Regions from separate parts of the Mus musculus genome. Here region 2 is linked to region 1. The links are chromatin loops, found by intact Hi-C in ENCODE. Cell type or tissue: left cerebral cortex. All regions are shown on one strand.

Evidence for each region. Peaks named below come from ENCODE experiments on the same cell type or tissue, not always from the same donor. Only the 100,000 strongest peaks of a DNase experiment are listed, where the experiment ranks them.
Region 2: a loop joins it to region 1, with 2.5 times the contacts of the local background. A loop is called at or near these places in 2 of 42 quality-filtered maps.

The regions. Positions count from the first base shown.
Region 1 is chr2:80,185,137-80,189,136 of GRCm38, forward strand. It overlaps a transcript of Pde1a not described here. Among named protein-coding and RNA genes, the nearest start is that of Pde1a, 58 kb to the left of the region's middle. In left cerebral cortex, no CTCF peak of the experiment used is centred here; DNase peaks (open chromatin) are centred at 2,003, 2,569 and 3,444; H3K27ac peaks cover 3,227 bases.
Region 2 is chr2:80,082,921-80,086,920 of GRCm38, forward strand. The region is part of intron 2 of Pde1a (phosphodiesterase 1A, calmodulin-dependent); the gene reads right to left. Among named protein-coding and RNA genes, the nearest start is that of Pde1a, 44 kb to the right of the region's middle. In left cerebral cortex, no CTCF peak of the experiment used is centred here; a DNase peak (open chromatin) is centred at 1,812.

The DNA of each region.
Region 1 (4,000 bases):
CAAGGCAAGATTCTGTCCCACCCTCTCTATTCCTGGTGTGGACTTAAGCCTGCTAATCCACTTAGAGAGGAACCAAAAAAACCGGAAAGCTCTAGGTGACACAGTGGCCTTACCCCTAAGAATAATTGGGAGGGTGCTCACCCAGCAAGAAACACACCTGAACCTTTAAGAGCCATAGTAGATTGTGGCCAATAGTCAAGCTTGTGTGGAATACCGCCATTAATGTCTGCTGGCTGTTTATAATACAGGAAGTGTTGGAAGAATCTATGTGTCTGGGGCACATAGCTACCAAGACTATAGCTTCCAGGAAGAATTCCTTTAAGGGTGAAAATATATGCAAGACCTACAAAGAATCCATTGAGAGAGTCTGAAAAGGGAGCCAGGGAAGGGATTTGGGTATATGGAGTAGAATTCCTCCCATCTATTCCTGATGTCTTCTTTCATTCACTAGCTCTCAGAGGCCTTGGCAGAGTAGGCTCCATGATTGGAAACCACAGGTTCCTACAAACTGCTGTAGTAGGAGATGGGACAGGAGGGGAAGTGCTTGTCCCTGTGCTCTGGCATTTCCTGCAACATTTCTATTGCTCCTCCCAAAAGAATAACTGCCCTAGGAGTTTGTCTGAGCAAGCATCCTTCTGTTCTGTGTTGTTGTTGTTGTTGTTGTTGTTGTTGTTGTTGTTGTTGTTGTTGTTGCTGCTGCTGCTGCTGCTGCTGCTGCTATTGTTTTTCCTTTTGGTTTTACATGCTGACATAGTGTTGTAAACCACTCTCCACCCCAGGAGAAAACTGTAGCACTACAGTAGTCTTTCCAGGTTTGTTCCATCCTGGCCTGTTAAGTCAAGGGTGATGTGTTAAGAAGCCCATCACAGTAATACAGTTCCCATAGCTTCATTTTTACTTTATCATCTCCCACAGGTAAGTCTCATTTGGATCTGAACTCAAAAGGACAAGAGAAAGGTTAATATTGGCCAAATATCCAACAGAATAAAACACAAGGAGCCTTGGGATGCAGAAGCAGGGACTAGAATATGATAAACAAGACAACATCTAGATATAGACATTGCTACTAGGATTAGGGCAGGTAGCTTCAGAGTTCTGGAGTTTATACAGGAGTTTATAAAGGACATTGTAGCACTTGAGAGATAGAGGAAGGAGAATCTATGTGAGTTCAAGGCCAGTCTGGTCTAGAATGAATTCCAGAACAACCAAGGCTACACAGAGAAATTGTCTCAAAAGTAAATAAATAAAAATAAAAATAAAATTAAGTGAGACTGCAGAGTCTAAGTGAGAAGCTTCTGTCCTCATACACAAGGTTAAATTCTTATATTCATTAAATTTGTCAGCAAACTAGAAGACTTTACACACACACAAACACACACACACACACACACACACGTTTCAAATAGGCTCTTGCTTGTTAACTGTATTATCAGTGCCCATGAGGCCTTATTAGAGTGGAAATATGTCCTGTTCTTCCGTTGCTGGAGAAAAATAAATTCTTAAAATACAACAATTAAGTAGGCAATTAAAAAAAAAACTTCCTAGAAATTTTGTCTTTAGAAATCCTATTTGTTTCAAAAAGCATCAAAATGATAATGGATTGGCTATTTAAAACATTTGCTTTGCCTAGAACATTCTGTCTCTAGAAATCGTATTTATTTTTTTAAAAAGGAAGATAGTGGATTGGCTATTTAAAATGTTTGCTTTGGTAAGAACATGATAATGAAAGAAAAGTGAAGGGAGGGAAAAAAAAGAAAAACAAGGGATTGACCTAGGAGACAGGTGTAATGTGCTGGAAACCACACTGAAGATGGCCCAGAGCTAGAGCTCTTCGTGACAGATGATGAGCACTCTTTCAATCCAACAGCTGGATCAACACCCAAACCCATGAATGGATGAGTCATTAGTGATTCTACCTCTTGTCTCTGAGCTGGCCTGGCTGGCACTAAGTAGAACAGAGATGAGTGCTAAGAACCTCCAGAGTTTGCAGCTGGTGTCTCTTTCTGCCTTTATGTTTTGGCATGGTAACCGCACGGTGAATCACTTTTGGATTAAAAAGCCATTTTCTCGCATTCACACTTTCACATACTTCACTTTAACTGCATAGAAGTTTGAACAATTGAGGAAAAGTTGAACAGTTTCTAAGCATCTGTTCCGTGTTTGCTTCTTCTACTTTGATCTACTCAACTGAGTCTCAGTCATGTTCAAGTATCTGTTAATAATGTCTTCTTCATTCTCTTGGAAACATTATTGGAGATTTTGACCTCAATAGTATCTAGGATTTTAGTGTAAAGAATGTTATGAGATTTTATGATATTAAATTCAGTTGTCTTTCTAAACTTCAAGGCTCCCACCTTTTTGCTTTCTCAAATAGTGTTGAACAATAAGGCAGCTGAGACATTCTGTCCTGGTGTTCTTCCCTGGTTAACAGTGCAAGCTAAACATTGCAGCCTGGTCCTCTTGGTTGCTACTCTGCTGGTCCATTTTCAGTCCACCACCTTTTTGGTGTGACAGCATGGTTTGGAAGAACCAATTTTAAGAAGTCACAGGACCTAGATTTCTGTAGCCTGTCAAGGCTTGGCATTCCTCTACCTCTGCTATGGTGTAATCTTTGTCACAGTTGCAACTGTTCTCAGATGGTCTTGATCACATTTCCAATGAACATTTGCTATTTTAGGGTTCTCCTAGTCTATGTCCTTCACATTACCCAGTATTTCTTTGTAATTTCTCCTGAGCCTACTCCTATCTCCATTTTGTTTTCCATTTTCAGAGTAAGAAATGAAACAAAATGGAAAAGCAGGCTCTCAGGTTGCTATTATCAACTGAAAATCTTCCAAGTTATGAATACTGGCAGATATGAATTATATTTCTGATTTTAAAATTCTGTTCCTCTTGAGTATAAAGACTGTATCTGCCTTGGAGAAGCATTAGGTAAACCAAATCAACACAGTCACATTCAGTACCATTTAGTAATTATGCTGTTGATGGTTGGAACTCTACGAGACAGAAAAATGGGATTCAAAGTGCACATTTTCCACTACAGACAAAGAATAATGCCTCTAAGTGTTGTTTCAAACAAAGGTTATTTTTTCCAAACGCTTTACTGTCATTACTGTTATCAGTAATCCAAAAAACTACAGTCAGGTTGACTCTGGTTTCTCTGCCACCTGCACATAGAAACCAGGATCAAGCCTAAGGAGTAGATGCTGTTTGTTTCGTTGTTTGTTTCACAGAACAAACTTTGTTTCATGAATGTGATCGGAAGAGATGAACCAGAAACATAGGAGACTGGCAGAGGTCAACCCGAAGCTCCCTCCCTCCACAGTTGCCCCAGTGAAGTTCTCAGGGGATGTAGTCTAAAGGAAAGACAAAGTAGATCCACTTAACTAACATAAGGACAGAATAATCCTTCCCGAGATGAGTCACACCCGTGGGAGGAATCTGTGTTGGGCTTGAAAACTCCTTTGGAGTCTCTGCCAAGCAGCACCTTTTACTAAGAAGATATATAATTATATAGAATGACTAATTCATTTCTGCAGATGTCATCCATGTCTGTTTGTCTGTTTGTCCCCACCCCTGGGACTGAGTTGTCTATATTATTTCACTTCTGTACCATGTCTGAATGTCAGTGTCCAGTACCAGTATTTTCAGTCCCCACTGCATGGTAAGTATTTATTAAAAAGCTATTGATGTCTGCAGACTTGAGAAGCTAAATACCAGACCACTCGAACTTCAGATAAAACATGTCTTGACAAAATCCCACAAGGAAAAAAAAAGGATACAACAAAGTCCTTTCTCCAACCGAGAAGCCATTTTCAGTTGTTACATGTTGAGAAAGGGAAAATCAGTTTTTGCCAAGGGAGTGCCAGTGGGTATCTGAACCATTCTCTAGGTAGGACCTATAACCAGGAGTGATGGAGGAGCACAAAATGAACTCCCTGGCTTTTTATTTTATGTTTGAGATTACAATGATATGATTTCCCCTTCCTTCCTTCCTTCA
Region 2 (4,000 bases), 100 kb before region 1:
GTGACTTAGGGTTCTGTAGGGAAAGGGACTAAAATTTTGCACAGGATTTCTTTTGTGTTTTTGTAACCAGCTCTCTCCTGATCTTCTTTTTAAATATCTTAGATTTTTTTCTCTGAAAGCATTTTCTTACTAAGAGTTATCTATTCAGAAATGTAAAAGTAACTAGATAAAATTCAAGCCCTTCAGCTGAGAGATGAGAAGCCTGAAATTTGGGTTCCTATTCTCATTTTCTCTTAAGGAAAACATTTGGTATTGATCAGTTTACGCCGCCTCTCTTGGCTTCCTCTTTACAAGGACATTTGGGGAAAATAGGCAGCAGGAGAGTCTTAAAATGTGAAGATGGAGAGGTCGTGATCCACTGTTGTAAGCCAGAAAATTGTCAGTAACCAGGCTTAACTGTGAGAGTGGTAAGAGTAGACACAGATTAAAGTAGAAACCTAGGGAACATAAGGACCAAAGAAATGAAAACTCTTGGGAGTGGGAAGTGCTCCCTAAAGCCCAGGTGCTAAGGCTGGGTTGCAAGTGAGTGGGCTGGGCTCTAAAACCATCTAAGGACTGAGGGAGTAGGAATAGGAGGTGAAGCCTGACTGGAGGAGTGGGTGACTAGGACCATGCCATGATGAGAAGGGTGTCTTCTCCACTCCTTCTCCTCACTTTCCCCAGACCTGCCATCAAAGGGCAGCTTCCTTCATGCCTTCCTTCTCCTAAACACAAGCCAAATGTCAATGGAACCAGTGGACATGAAGCCTCTGAACCAAGCACCAAAGCATCTTCTCCCTCAAGTCATTTACCTTAAGAAACCCATGACAGTAGTGAAAAACTAACTAAAAAAGCTATGCTTTGCGGTATTGCACAAATATTTGTTTTCTTTGTTCTGCAAATGGAAGGGTTTTGAGAAGGGGTGATGATCAGTCACTTTTCGGGAAGAAACTCTTTGAATAAATCAATCAGAACGTTCACATTAGTCACTTGTGGTATACGATGTGAAAAAAAAATAAAAGCAAAACCAACAAAACAAAGTAAGCCTTGTAATTGGATTTGTGAGATAAGTGCTCTCTTTTCCTCCCCACAGTTCATAGTTCCTTCTCTTGGCAAGCTTACTACTGAAGTGTCCACAGACCATGGGCACAGATTTCAATTTTTAAAATGCATATTCATTTCAATAGTTTCAGTGGAAGAGTCTCCCAAACGTTCACTGGAATCACATGATTAAAAATTCAGAACTAGACTTAAAAAGAAATATTCTTAAACTTATTGTGCATCTGAGCAAAACCATAAAACTCTCTAGCTTGGAGGAATGGTTCTCATGCCTCCCAGCTGTCCACATGTTCAGTTTAATTCAGCTTTTAAAGATAAATTGTACAGATATTCTCCATCCATCTAGGGTTGTTACATGAATGGCTGTTTTGTAGTAAATATGAAGTGTAGTGTGGGATAAGATATGGTTGGTGCTGAGGTGTGGTAAATGTAAAGGCCATGAATTCAAGGTGGGTGCACCTAGCCCAGTCTAATGACCCAAGAGACTTTTCAAAAGTGGATTTCTATAAAGCAAAACCTTGAAAATGGGTGGAGTGTTAGCCTGGTGAAGTAATGGGAGATACAGGAGACAGTACACCCCGTTCATAGAACTTGAAATAAGTAATATAACTGGATACATTTTCAGAATGAAGAAATTCTATTCTGTTACAGAATACTTAGAATAAAAGGCTTTGTACATGGCACATTAGTCTCCATCCAGTGGGAGATGACATTTGACTTCACATTTTTACAGGGAATCTGTGACTATTTTGATACCGTAATTTGTTTTTCATGAATTACCTTGTCTATGTTCTAAGTGATTTTTGTACTTGAGTGCTGCATGTGGGTGGAATAACATTTCAAATAGTTAAAATTATATACACTTATCTAAAAAACAGAGGGTAGGCAAATGACAGTCTTCACGACTTCGGAGTGCTAAATTTTCTGAGTGGTAACATCATGGAAACCATCTTGCTCTACAGACCATTATATTTACATCCAAAACAGGAGTAGCCTTTACAACCAGCCGACTATTGTCTGTAGTTATAGGTCTTAGGACACCAAAACACTATTTTGTTTTGCATTTCAATAGTTATCATCTAATAAAAAAGTGATAAAAACCAAGGTCTATCATGTAAATGAAAAAATCTGACACATTCTCCCTACACTTCAATATGTTGCCATAATCATTATAAATTGTCTGGTTACTGCCTCCTAACATAGAAAAGCCAGCTGAAAGAAAGCCTGATAAAGAGCCTCCTTATATCTGAATTAGGACTTTCAAATCTGGACTGAAAATAAGAAGAGCCTATGTATTTTGGATAGACGGAAGGTCATACATTAAGAATTCATTTTCATGGCTCACTACATTATAAGACTGAACTCTGAAAATGGGATTCCTCACCCCCTTTGGTGTGTCAATGGCTTCTTTTAAAAGACATTTTACACACTTTTTCCACCAGGAAAAGAATAATCACATGATTTAGGGTTTCAGTTTTAAGAGAACATCAACAGTCAATATTTCAGCAATGTGATTGTTAAAAGTTCCACAGCAAAACTTTCTTTAATTGTCTTATGGTCCATTTACAAGATGAGAAAAAATTTAAACATAAAAACCTACCTTTACTACACAATCCCATTTGCTTTAATAAATAGAAAATTGGGGCATAGCTATTAAATTCAGTACAAACATGAGCTTAATGAGTATTATTATGCACCGACTTTGTGTTGCATATTCAATAAAGATATGCATATATATTAATTCACTAGGTACTTTACTATGATGCAAATTTAATTTCAGTCGAATTTAAAAAAAAAAAGACTCTATATGCAAGGAAAAATAGCATGTGCTATACCATGTTGCTCCTCACAGGAAAGTACCAACAGAGATGAGTCAGGCATAATGTATATCAACCAGGTAGACTATTTAACTCTCTAAGGGATGAGGAATTATCCAAGTGTTATCCAAGAGCTGGTCAGACATGGACACTGGGTCTACCAAAATATAATCGAATCAGAAGCTATTTTGATACATAATTAGCTATTTGAGCTTGATCAAGCTGTTTCACCTCTTTACCAGTTAAGTAATATAATAGTGTGAATTGCACAGTAGGTACTTAATTAAATCAGTTCTCTTGGTGACATACAAAGGTTCCCTGAAGTGGGTCTTTTCTTCAATACGATGAAAGGTTTAGACTGTGTGGAAAAAAATTAAAGATATACACATTAAAAGAATCCCTCGGTTTGCTTACAAAGAGAAATAGGAAATGCTGGCTATGGTGGTGCATATCTGGAATGACAGCATTCCGGAGGCTGAAGCAGAAGAATCACAAGTCTTAGACTAGCCTGGGCTACACTGCGGTTTCTAGACCAGCCTGAGATAGAAGGAAATAAAATATAACGATGTGCATGACCAGTTCAGACCTATAGAAATTAAGGCTTTCCAGAGAGCAGAGGGAAAATACATTCCTGCCTCCGATGCCACCAGTTTGCTCTGCAGCATCTCTTGCTCCAGCATGTTTAGTTGTGGTTCCTGTTAATTTTTAGAAAGCCTCTTCTCTAGCTTTAAGGCTTTGTCAAAACATCTAATGTAGGAAATTAGAAAGCCTAGACCCAGGACATTCAGCAGAAAAGGCGTTCGCTATGCAGATCTGCTCACCAAATTCGATCCCTGAAGCCCACTCAAAGATGGAAGTAGAGAAATGACTTCACAAAGTTGCTTCCTCCATGTACATACCTTGGCATGTTCACACACCCACACCATAACAATAAATAGATAAAAGAAAATTTAAAGTAGAAAATTTTTTAAAAGTTTAGAGCATTCAAAGTGAGGATCAAGAAGATAGAATCTTCTTCCCTTCAAGAGTAGTGGCAAGCCAAGCGTGGTGGTCCTTTCCTGTGGTCCCTGCACTTAGGTATCTAAAGCAGGAGAATGTGAGGTCAAGGCCAACCTGGCCTACGGCCCGAGAAGGGGATGGTTTCC